4 separate regions of the Homo sapiens genome follow, and all the other regions are linked to region 4. A link is a contact called in ENCODE Hi-C or POLR2A ChIA-PET data. All regions are on one chromosome and are shown on one strand. The core of a region is the stretch at or near the end of the contact, and the rest is flanking DNA. Distances in the headings are between cores, read along the strand shown.

What was found. A loop is a pair of places that touch in the nucleus more often than their neighbours do. ChIA-PET counts read pairs that join two places held with the same protein, here RNA polymerase II (POLR2A). Pooled maps may share reads with other maps.
Region 1: a pooled map shows a loop between it and region 4 (7-fold over the local background). The contact joins the promoter of HCG17 here to the promoter of LINC02569 in region 4. A Hi-C loop is called at or near these places in 9 of 50 pooled maps. POLR2A ChIA-PET finds 5 or more read pairs at or near these places in 4 of 52 experiments (A549, GM12878, Panc1 and 1 more).
Region 2: a pooled map shows a loop between it and region 4 (5-fold over the local background). The contact joins the promoter of RPP21 here to the promoter of LINC02569 in region 4. A Hi-C loop is called at or near these places in 1 of 37 single-sample maps with no recorded cell type and 7 of 50 pooled maps. POLR2A ChIA-PET finds 5 or more read pairs at or near these places in 1 of 52 experiments (activated T-cell).
Region 3: a pooled map shows a loop between it and region 4 (3-fold over the local background). The contact joins the promoter of HCG20 here to the promoter of LINC02569 in region 4. A Hi-C loop is called at or near these places in 5 of 50 pooled maps. POLR2A ChIA-PET finds 5 or more read pairs at or near these places in 4 of 52 experiments (activated T-cell, activated naive CD4-positive, alpha-beta T cell and naive thymus-derived CD8-positive, alpha-beta T cell).

Annotation. Positions count from the first base shown.
Region 1 is chr6:30,324,714-30,327,413 of GRCh38, forward strand. HCG17 (HLA complex group 17) reads right to left here and starts at 1,421. Exons shown (of 5, transcript NR_052012.1): 1 at 1,296-1,421. TRIM39 (tripartite motif containing 39) reads left to right here and starts at 2,214. Exons shown (of 8, transcript NM_001369521.2): 1 at 2,214-2,282. It overlaps HCG18 (HLA complex group 18), which reads right to left and starts at 2,443. Exons shown (of 3, transcript NR_102327.1): 1 at 1,438-2,443. RefSeq lists an enhancer at 250-893.
Region 2 is chr6:30,343,673-30,346,572 of GRCh38, forward strand. It overlaps RPP21 (ribonuclease P subunit p21), which reads left to right and starts at 1,484. Exons shown (of 5, transcript NM_024839.4): 1 at 1,484-1,556; 2 at 1,626-1,726; 3 at 1,819-1,901; 4 at 2,760-2,885. The coding sequence starts at 1,500. It overlaps TRIM39-RPP21 (TRIM39-RPP21 readthrough), which reads left to right. Exons shown (of 10, transcript NM_001199119.1): 7 at 1,626-1,726; 8 at 1,819-1,901; 9 at 2,760-2,885. TRIM39 (tripartite motif containing 39) reads left to right here. Exons shown (of 8, transcript NM_001369521.2): 8 at 1-57.
Region 3 is chr6:30,765,505-30,768,354 of GRCh38, forward strand. HCG20 (HLA complex group 20) reads left to right here and starts at 1,321. Exons shown (of 4, transcript NR_138037.1): 1 at 1,321-1,447.
Region 4 is chr6:30,514,747-30,517,606 of GRCh38, forward strand. LINC02569 (long intergenic non-protein coding RNA 2569) reads left to right here and starts at 1,520. Exons shown (of 2, transcript NR_149088.1): 1 at 1,520-1,865. RefSeq lists an enhancer at 1-101.

The DNA.
Region 1 (2,700 bases), core at 171-2,670, 190 kb before region 4:
CCCAGGCTGGAGTGCAGTGGCGAGATCTCGGCTCACTGCAACCTCTGCCTCCTGCTTTCAAGCCATTCTCCTGCCTCCGCCTTCCAGGTAGCTGGGATTACAGGTGCGCGCCACACGCGCCACACGCCCGGCTAATTTTTGTCTCTACTAAAAAGTAGAGACAGGGTTTCGCTATGTTGGCCAGGCTGGTCTCAAACTCCTGACCTCAGGTGATCCACCCGCCTCGGCCTCCCAAAGTGATAGGATTACAGGCGTGAGCCACCGCGCCCAGCCTTCATTTAGTACTGTCTAATGATGTTTTCATACTGCAAGGAGAAAGCTGAGTATGGACCACAAGGCCAAAAAGATGTCCTCTCTGGCTCTCTACAGCAAAGATTTGCCAAGCCCTGTTATATGTCATACTACTTGCGCTTCATAATTTTATAGTTTTACCTAGACAGTCTCCCTTTTTTCCTTCCATATTCAGCATAAAATCCCCTTAATATCAGTCTCTAGGCAAGCACATTCTTCACAGTCCTTAGAACTGGACCTCCTCTTGTTAATTTCCTTAGTCTAATCACATTCCTCCTGGTTATCTACAAACAGAAAGCCAGAAAGGAGGGCTATCAACATCTTAAGCGCCACAAATTAACAAATCAAAACCAAATCTCTCTCTCCCTCCGAAGCCACGGCTAAGGAGGCTCACTGCCCAGTTAGTGGCTTTCAAACTACCCTTACAAGTGAGACATCTTGTGAATTAGAACAAGTGCTGCTGCTAAAATCCCTAACGGCTACATAGCAATGTGAAAAAAGGTATCAAATGTAATTTTCTCAAATTTAATCTTCTTCAATTCTTGGCACAAAAAAAGGAACAGTAAAGGTAGACAACTGTAATTAGCATGTGTGATCCCAAATCTTTATACCTTAGATACTGGATTATATTTTCAGCAAGTAAATAGTTTCTGGCTCCCAAGATGAGAGGTTAAATAATGCAGGGTGTTTGTAAACAGCAGCACAATTTACACCGGAAATTAGGGCCCTTTCTCACCGAGGAGAGTACAGCAAAATCTGCTCATCTCTTTCAATGAATATTCTCCATGACTAGTGCTGGCGGCGGGGAGGCGGAGCAAGCTATCTTTTCTACCAGCCGTGTCACACCCCTCCTAGCACTAACCCCTCCTCCTCAGCCTTTTCACACCTCTACCCACTACTAGCCCCTCCCCAGCCCCATCACCTCTTCCCGGGCCCCTCACACCTCTCCCAGCATACTCTTCCCCAGCCTCATCACCTCACCCACTTCCTCCAAAATCACTGACCTGCTAAGCTTCCAGCAGCAGGCGGGCAAAGCAGGGAGGCTGTAATGCAAAAGTCCGCAGTCCCTACACAAACACTATCTGCTCCTGCGGAGAAACTCAAGTCACAGCCCCAGAAGTGGAAAGAACAGGCCTTGGCTCTCACCCAGTTAACAAGCGTTTATCCAGCGCACGTGTTGCGGTCGGACCCCATGCGAAGGAGCTAAGGACACAAAGGTGAGCAGCAGAGACGCGGTTCCAGCTCTCCCCCGGCTCCCACTCCAGCGGGATAGGTAGATAATTTCGGTAAATTTCGCCAAGCAGGGGCAGGACAAAGAGTATTTGAAGTCTACCGCGGGGAGAACTTACCTAATCCTTGAATGTTAAAAGGCTAAAAACTCCACTAGTCGGAAGTGACGTGCCAGCTTAGCCCCGCAGGTCCGCCACGTAATTGGCCGCCGCCACAGCTAGCCACCCTCTCCCCAGACTGGCCCGAAGAGAGGAAAAGTGTGGAAGTCCACAAGCCGCCCCCGCCCCGCCCTCTTCGTCGACTTTCAGCTGCACCGGGAGGCGGCGGCGCCTGGCCAGAGCCGGGGCCTGGAGCCTGGACTAGACAGCCTCGCCGGCCGGGGCGCCAGTCCAGCGCCCTGCGGGCAATGGGCTTCAGCGCTCGAGCACGCGCATGCGCGGGCCTGTATCTCCAGAGGATTCCTCGGGTCACCTGGACGCCAGCATCTCAGCCACCTGCCCCTCTGGGTCCCTTCTTGCCCTTGATTCCCCCTGCTGCTTCTCATCGCCAGCCCTCCTCCTCCTTCTTCCGCAGGCACCGCTAGACCCGGCCGCGGCCGCCCGCCGACACCCCAGCTTCCACTGACACGAGCCTCGGCGCGGCTTCCGCTTCCGGCGAGTATTGTGTGTCGCGCCGCGGGGCGGGGGCGAGGGGAGGAGGAAGGAGGGAGGCAGCGCTCCGGCGGCTCCGCGCCCCGCACTCCCGGACCCGAAGCCGGGAAGGTAGGTGCTGTCCCGCCGCCGCGCCCGAGCCTGGGGCCTGCGCTCGCCGGCCGGCTCCGCAAGCCGCGTCCCAGCGCCCCGCGACTGCGTCACCGGCCCCCCGCACGTAACCACAGCTGCCTCCGCCCGCCTCGGGCCCGGGCGGACGTTTTGCCGCCCCGGCGACGTCAGCGCGTCCGGCGTTGCTTGGCTACCCCGCCGTTCCCCCGTCCCGCTGCTGCTCACCTCCCCGGGTGAAACTCTGACGCAGTCACCGCGGGTCTCGGCAGCGTCATAGCGGCGGGCATCCCATCTGCACGTCACACCTCTTTCTCACCTGGACACGCATCCCTTCCTACCCTGCCAGCCACGACGTTTCCTCTTTCCCCTCTCCAATGCCCCAGCCCCAGATCTGGCGGAAGAAGATGGAGAACGGGGG
Region 2 (2,900 bases), core at 234-2,733, 170 kb before region 4:
GTGGCAAGATACTTTGGTTGGTTAAAATAATATGGAACAAAGGATCCACTGAAGTGATCTCTGTGTTGTGTGGTAATTTGGTGACAGCCTTGTACTGATGTGTAAGAATCACTGGGTGTTAGACATGCATGTTCCTGGGTCTCACCCTTAGTGGTTAGTCAAGGTCTGGGGTGGGCCGGACATCTACATTTTATTTATGAGACAGAGTCTCGTTCTGTCGCCCAGGCTGGAGTACAGTGGTGATCTCAGCTCACTGCAACCTCCGCCTCCCAGGTTCAAGCAATTCTCCTGCCTCAGCCTCCAGAGTAGCTGGGATTACTATGGACTATAGCCATGCACCACCACACCCGGCTAATTTTAGTGGAGACAGGGTTTTGCCATGTTGGACAGGCTGGTCTCGAACTCCTGAACTCAAGTAATCTACCTGCCTCAGCCACTCAAAGTGCTAGGATTACAGGTGTGAGCCACCGTGCCCAGCCTACATCTACATTTTAAACACACCACTCTCATTTGAGTCCGAAAACCCTTGTGAAACTAGTTCCAGAGGAGGTTTCAGCCATGTCCTTCCTCCCAGCTGGAGCCCTGCTTGTCTGTCCCCGCCTGGCACTGGGTCTGAAATTGGAGAGAAGTCATCCTCTCCTGACTTATGCTGCCCTCCCCATCTCAGGGTTCATTGATCTTCTACCCCTCCAATTCATGTCCCTCTGCTTCTGACTTCAGTAACTGATAGTCACTATGAGTCACAGGACACCAGACAGAAGAACTGGAAGATAGAAGAGGTCAGAGGGAGGGGTGTGAGGTGAATGTCAGTGTGGGGAGTGGGGTGAAGTTTCAGGGGCAGGGGATGCTGTTGACAGATTTCTGTGCTGTACCTAAGCCTAGGAGTTAGAAACCATTCACTCAGAAAGTGAGGATCACCTACTGTGTGTCCAGCACTGCATAACAGGAAGTGTGTTTCTTTGGTAGGTGGAATAGTAGGAGTAAACTGTGCTTTCTGAGGACCGGGAGTCCTTTTCCCTCCCTCCAGCACCCTCATGATCCTTCCCACTTTCACCCCCACTGGCACCAGTGCTTTTTTTTAATGTATTACCTCTGTGCCTTCCGTCTGTAGATCTTACAGGCATCTGCCTCGGACCTCAGGAGAGTAGGGCAGAAGCTCTAGCTGGGTATAAATTGCACATAACCATCTCCCCAACGTAGCTACATAAAGAGACCAGCCTTCTGTCCTGAAAATGGCCGATTTAAGATCCTCACCTGCTCCACTAGGTCTCTAGGTGATATAATTGGTCATGAGCTTGAGGAAGACAAAAGCACTGAAAATTCATAAAGGGACCCTGGGCATGGATTGCTGGGGTTGTGTTTAGAAACCGATGAGTTTGTGAGGCCTCCGGGAGGCTCCCGAGGGCGCGGGGACTACGTTTCCCAGGAGGCCTCGCGCGGACGCCCGGGCGGGGCTGTGCGAGGGGTGGGGCTGCGGGAGGCCCTGGAGCGCGGCGGTGATGGCGGGGCCGGTGAAGGACCGCGAGGCCTTCCAGAGGCTCAACTTCCTGTACCAGGTGAGTCTGCGACAAGGGCCCCACGGGGACGGTGCTCGGCGTCCCAGAGTGACTGCTCCCCTCCCGCAGGCCGCCCATTGTGTCCTTGCCCAGGACCCCGAGAACCAGGCGCTGGCGAGGTTTTACTGCTACACTGAGAGGACCATTGCGAAGCGGCTCGTCTTGCGGCGGTGAGACAGCCACGGGGCGGGCGGCGGGCGGGACGCGGGAGGAACGCGAGAGGGAGCGCGGGCGCCAGACCACTATCCTCCTCCGCCCCCAGGGATCCCTCGGTGAAGAGGACTCTCTGTCGAGGCTGCTCTTCCCTCCTCGTCCCGGGCCTCACCTGCACCCAGCGCCAGAGACGTGAGTGCTCCAACGGAGGTGGAAGACTGCGGAGCATTGGGGGCGCGGAGGGGGGCGGGGTGGGGGGCGGGCACTGGAGGCCAACAGCGCCTTTCTCACTGTAGATGGATGTTGGGTGTGGGATTCGCAGGAGTCTTCCTTCTTCGGGTTTGGATTAAGTTCCTAACGCCACTTGCACAAACTAGGGTTTGGGCTCGGCTGTTTTTTTTTTTTTTCTTCCAGTGTGGGCAATAAATAATAACTTTTAAGAGGCAACCCCACCCATGCACAATAATAGATGTTGTTCGGCTTTGTGGAGGACGATTCCCATCACCATTCATTTATTAAGCAAATACTTATTTTCTAAAATGTGTCAGGTACTGTGCTAGATTCATTATTCTCATTGAAATTACGGTCTGATGGGACAGACTAAGAAACAAAATGGTGTAGAAAAAGATTAACTGGGGGAGTAGAATGCTCACTTACTCATGCCAGTGGTGGCGAAGTTTATGATAAGCAAAGGGAGTGAGAGATGGAAATTCTAGGCATGTGTGCAGACTCTGAGACAAGAGAGCTTGTGGTGCTGTCAAAGAAATGAGAGTTCAGGAGGCTGGAGTTTGAGGTAGGAGGGCAAAACATGAGACTGGAGGGGGAAACAGGCCAGTTCTTGAAGTCTTGTTAGGGAGTTTGAACTTTATCTTAAAGAGTTCCAGGAAATCGATGGAGCTTATGCCGAGGCCTGACACCATCAAATGTGCATTCAAATTGGGGGTGTGGTGGGGGAGCGGGGATACCTACTGAAAAACACTGGAGGCAAAACTGGCAGCAAGAGACCGTTACTTCTAAACGTGGACAGTCTTTTTCCCATGTTCACCCTAGGCTGCAGGGGACAGCGCTGGACCGTACAGACCTGCCTAACATGCCAGCGCAGCCAACGCTTCCTCAATGATCCCGGGCATTTACTCTGGGGAGACAGGCCTGAGGCCCAGCTCGGGAGCCAAGCAGGTGAGAGGTGAGGGA
Region 3 (2,850 bases), core at 71-2,570, 250 kb after region 4:
ATAAAAGTATTAATTTGGGGAACTAATAAATGTCCATGAAATCTTCACAATCCACATTCTTCTGCCATGGCTTCAGCTGGTCCCTCCGTTTGGGGTCCCTGACTTCCTGAACAGTGATTACATGGGGACAATGGGAATGAGGAGGAAGAATGAGAGGCATTTGCTAGAAAATGTATTCAAACTGATGGCTGGTCTGAAAGGGAGTTGTAGGCTGGGGTGATGAGAGACAGGTCTCATAGCAACAGGGTAAACAAAGTAAACTTGGCTTGGTTGGTGTTTTATTTATTATTATTATTTTTTTGAGATGGAGTTTTGCTCTTGTTGCCCAGACTGGAGTGCAATGGTGCAATCTCAGCTCACTGCAACCTCTGCCTCCCAGATTCAAGTGATTCTCCTGCCTCAGCCTCCCGAGTAGCTGGGGTAACAGGTATGTGCCACCATGGCCAGCTAATTTCTTTATTTTTACTAGAGACGGGGTTTCACCATGTTGGCCAGGCTGATCTCCAACTCCTGACCTCAAGTGATCCGCCCACCTTGGCCTCCCAAAGTGCTGGAATTACAGGCATGAGCCACGGCACCCGGCCTATTATTATTATTATTTTATTTCGAGACAGGGTCTTCCTCTGTCACTCAGGCTGAAGTGCAGTGGTGCAATCTCAGCTTTCTGCAACCTCTGCCTCCTGGGCTCAAGCGATCGATCCTCCTGTCTCAGCCTCCCAAGTAGCTGGGACTACAGGCGCATGCCACAAAGCTAGGCTAATTTTTTTTTTGTATCTTTTGAAGAGGCAAGATTTTGCTGTGTCCAGCCTGTCTCCAGGCTGGTCTTGAACTCATGAGCTCAAAGCAATCTGCCCACCTTGGCCTCCCAAAGTGCTGGGATTGCAGGTGTGAGCCACTGCACTCGGCAGCAGGTGTTTTAGATTGGGCTACCTTGAAGCAGAACCTGGGGTGGGGACTTTTGTTCAAGAGATACACTGCGGGAGGCTCTCAGGAGAAAGACTGAAGAAAACAGGATAGGGAAGGGAAAAAGGCTAAGCAAGGATGTGAGCTTCAGCCTGAGCTCATGGGGAAGCTCAGGGCAGCAAATTGCACCAGTCAATTGCACTTGGAGGCATGGGGGCTGGCGTTTTGTAGATCTGCTTTAAGGTCAGGCAGCCACTGGGAGTCTGTCCAGAGTGTGTGCAAGGGAGGAGGGCTTGGCTCCTGTTTGGCCCAGGGCAATTCTCCAGAAAAGGGGACAATTGTGTGTGGTTATCAGCTGATATTCCCAAAAGCTGGAAAGTGAGTGGACTCACTGGTGAAAAGGACCTGAGCCCAAACAGTGTCCATGATAGTGAATCCATTTTGGTTGTGTTGGATTTGAGGTGGCAAAGAAATAAGGAACTGGCATGTGACTGCGGGAAATTGGAGCTACAAGACAGGAGTTCAGGTGAAAAGATAGGACTAGGTATGTAGCTATTGGAGTGGGGGACTTCGGCGCACAGATGATAGGGTTTTTTGTTTGTTTGTTTGTGAGGGTTTTTTTGTTTGTTTGTTTGTTTGTTTGTTTGGAGAGAGGGTCTTGCTCTGTAACCCTGGCTGGAGTATAGTGGCATGATCATAGCTCTCTGCAGCCTTGACCTCCCAGGCTCAAGAGATCGTCTCACCTCAGCTTCTTGAGTAGCTGATACTACAGGTGTATGTCACCACTCCCAGCCAATTTTTTAAACATTTTTTTAGAGACTGGGGGTCTCACTGTGTTGCCCAGGCTGGTCTCAAATTCCTGGGCTCAAATGATCCTGCTGCCTCAGCCTCCCAAAGTTTTGGGATTATAGGTGTGAGCCATGGCGCAGGCCTAGATGATAGTTTAAACAAGAGGGAATTTGTATATTTGTCACTTTGGGGGTTGCTGGTGGCCTTTGAAGGAAGAGTTTCACAGCAGGACAGAGTACAAAACCATATGGTGACGTGAGGTCTAGTAATGCTTTCCACAGTTAATGTCCTTCCATTCTGACTAACTCTTAACACCTCTAGGGTACTTTCTCCTTCGACTTATGTGCTGCTCATTCTGGCTTGTCCTCTGTGTTCTGGTTATTTTTTGTTGTCCAACAAATTGCCTCAAAATTTTGTGGCATGAGACAACCCTTTATTACGTTCACGGATTCTGTGGGCCAGGAATTTGGACACACCGCAGTGGGGATGGCTTGTCTCTGCTCCATGTTATCTGGGGCTGCAGCTGGAAGACTCGAAAGCTGGGGGACTGAAATCGTCTGCAGACACTTTGCAGTGGATGCTGGCAGTTAGCTCAGGGACCTCAGGGTTTCTACCTGTGGTCTAGTTAGAGTTTCTCTTGCATAGTGGCTGGGTTGCTGTGAGGGAACCAGGCATGAACTGCTTTTTTTTTTTTTGAGGCGGAGTTTCACTCTTGTTGCCCAGGCTGGAGTGCAGTGGTGCAGTCATGGTTCACTGCAGCCTTGACTACCCAGGCTTAAGTGATCCTCCTGCCTCAGTCTCCCTGGTAGCTGGGGCTACTGCCAACATGCCTGGCTGATTTTTGTATTATTATTATCATTATTTTGTAGAGACAGGGTCTCACTATGTTGCCCAGGCTGGTCTCCAACTCCTGGGCTCAAGCAATCTGTCCATCTCAGCCTCCTAAAGTATTGGGATTACAGGTGTGAGCCACTGTGCCCAGCTGCATTCTTTTTATAACCTCATCTTTTTTTGATCTGCATCACCTCCCTCCTACCCTATTGGTCAGAGTAGTCACAGCCCCGCTCCCATTCAAAGAGAGGGAACATGGCCCCTACCTGGAGTGTCAGTCATGGGACAAGGAGAGCAAGTGGAAAGGGGCACCCAACTTTGGAAAAT
Region 4 (2,860 bases), core at 270-2,769:
CGAGCCTCCATCTCAAAAAAAAAGAAACTCAAAAGAAAGTAACCATTTGTCTCTTATCTACCTATGACCTGGAAGCCCCCTCGCCACTTGGAGTTGTCCCACCATTGCTTCAAGTTGTCCCGCCTTTCCAGACCGAACCAATGTTAATCTTACATATGTTGATTGATGTCTCATGTCTCCCTAAAATGTATAAAACCAAGCTGTGCCCTGACCAACTTGGGCACATGTCATCAGGACTTCCTAAGGCTGTGTCACCGACACACATCCTCAACCCTGACAACATAAACTTTCTAAATTAACTGAGACCTGTCTCAGATATTCAGGGTTCACACTCCCCTGGACCCCCTGACTTTCTTCAGGGCACTGGCCACTTTCTTGTCTGTCTTTGGACACTCTCCTCTAGAAGTCTTTGAAATTCTTGAGGCAGGAAGGACCAATTCCCAGCCCTGAATCTTGCATAAAGTGGGTCCTTTTTAAATGGAAATACGGCTACTCCTCAAAGGAAGGCTAGGAATTTTGCTCTGTGTGACCCTAGTCGTAGTTCTTCACAGAGGGCTCCATTTCACTTGCCTTTCCTTCTGCTTTTTTCTTCACTCGTTTCCCCACAGAGCAAGACAAAAGAAGCCGGCAAGGATGGCTCTGGTCAGGGTCTGCCTTCAGCCACCCAAATGGGATTGCAAAGAGGAGGACAGGGATGGAAAGGGGAAAGTTTGATTTGGTTTGGTTTGCTTAGTCTTTCTATTGGTACCACTTCCTTATCCCAACCTCATCATCTTCCCCGATCCCTACCAACCCACTGCAGGCATATGAGCCCTAAAATCTGGGAAAGGCTTTTTTCCCTAGGGGCCCTGGCCTCACAGACTTGCCCAGGGGGGTAAATTCTCAGTGGCTCAGTGGCACGTGCCTCACGTCCTCACCGGCAGCCTAGATAGATAGATAGATAGATAGATAGATAGATAGATAGATAGATGATAGATAGATATATAGTTTTTTTTTTTTTTTTTTTTTTGAGACGGAGTTTCGCTCTTGCCGCTGCCCAGGCTATAGTGCAATGGCGCCATCTCGGCTCACCGCAACTTCCGCCTCCCAGGTTCAAGCGATTCTCCTGCCTCAGCCTCCCGAGTAGCTTGTATTACAGGCATGCGCCACCACACCCGGCTAATTTTGTATTTTTAGTAGAGAGGGGGTTTCTCCATGTTGTTCAGGCTGGTCTCGAACTCCCAACCTCAGGTGATCCGCCTGTCTTGGCCTCTCAAGTGCTGGGATTACAGGGGTGAGCCACCGCGCCCAGCCGGGAGCCCCTATTTTAAGGACGCTATTGCTGTGGAGGAGTAACCCCACTTTTAGGAATCCTTTTCCGTGCGAAAGGCTGTTTGAGATCAGGCGCAACAACTTCTCCCGCTCAGGTTACCCTCAGAAAGGCTATGGACCCCGGACTCCGCCCCAGATTGCATAACAACTGAGGGGTGGGTCCCTATTTCCTCTCTGGGATCTGTAGCCAATCATTCACGAGGTAAACAGAACGACCGAGTTTCTCTCAGCCGAGAACTGTGGCTGCCCCTCCGGTGAAAACAGAGGAAGTGGGAGCGGCAGGAAGCGCTTTGGGACCAGGGCGACCCCTGAAGCGTAGAGGAACCAGGTCACAAGCATACGTGAATGCTCACATTCCATAGTTATCAAATGTATTCAGGTTTAAATTTTACTTTTCTAGAAAAAATGTAAATAATCCGTTGAGAATATTTAATGAAAAATGTTGGTCGTATCTTTATCTGGTCTGCGGCTCTGTCCCTGTTTCCTGGATAGGAGACTACGTCTGTATCTTGTATCACAGGAGGCACCTTCTTCCTGTTTCCTGGCACAGACTTGTAAGTGAATTTCCTGCCCGCCTCCGCCCACAGCGTAAGCCGCGCTGGAACAGCTCACTTATTGCCCCAGATGTATGTGGAGTAACCGCCTTCAGTTTCCTGGTTCTGAGTTTCCGTGTTACTCAAGCAATGCTTCTGCTGAATTTGTCTTTTTTTTTTTTTTGAGACAGAGTCTTGCTTTGTCGCCCAGACTGGAGTGAAATGGCGTGGTCTCGGCTCACTGCAGCCTCCACCTCCTGGGTTCAAGCGAGTCTCCTGCCTCAGCCTCCTGAGTGTGCAACTTATCTTTTTATTTTATTTATTTATAATTTTTTGGCTAATTTTGGCTATTTTGTGTCTGTGTGTGTATTTTTAGTAGACATGGGGTTTCACCATGTTGGGCAGGCTGGTCTCGAACTCCTGACCTCAGGTGATCCGCCCACCTCGGCCTCCCAAAGTGCTGGAATTACAGGCGTGAGCCACCGCACCTGGCCTATTTATTTATTTATTTATTTGTGACTGAGTCTCGCTCTGTCACCCAAGCTGGAATGCAATGGCGTGATCTCGGCTCACTGCTACCTCCACGCCCCAAGTTTAAACAATTCTCCTGCCTCAGCCTCCCGAGTAGCTGGGACTACAGGTGTGCACCACCACATCCAGCTAATTTTTTGTATTTTTAGTAGAGATGGGGTTTCACCATGTTGGTCAGGCTGGTCTCGAACTCCTGACCTCAAGCGATCCACCCACCTTGGCCTCCCAAAGTGTTGGGATACAGGCGTGAGCCACTGCACCTGGTTGAATTTCTCCTTTTAATTGGAGGTTTCATTTTATTTTTCTTTATTTATTTTTTTGAGACGAAGTTGCACTCTTGTTGCCCAGGCTAGAGTGCAGTGGCGCGATCTGGGTTCACTGCAACCTCTGCCTCCCAGATGCAAGTGATTCTCCTGCCTCAGCCTCCTGAGTAGCTGGGAATACAAGCACCCACCACCATGCCCAGTTAATTTTTGTACTTTTAG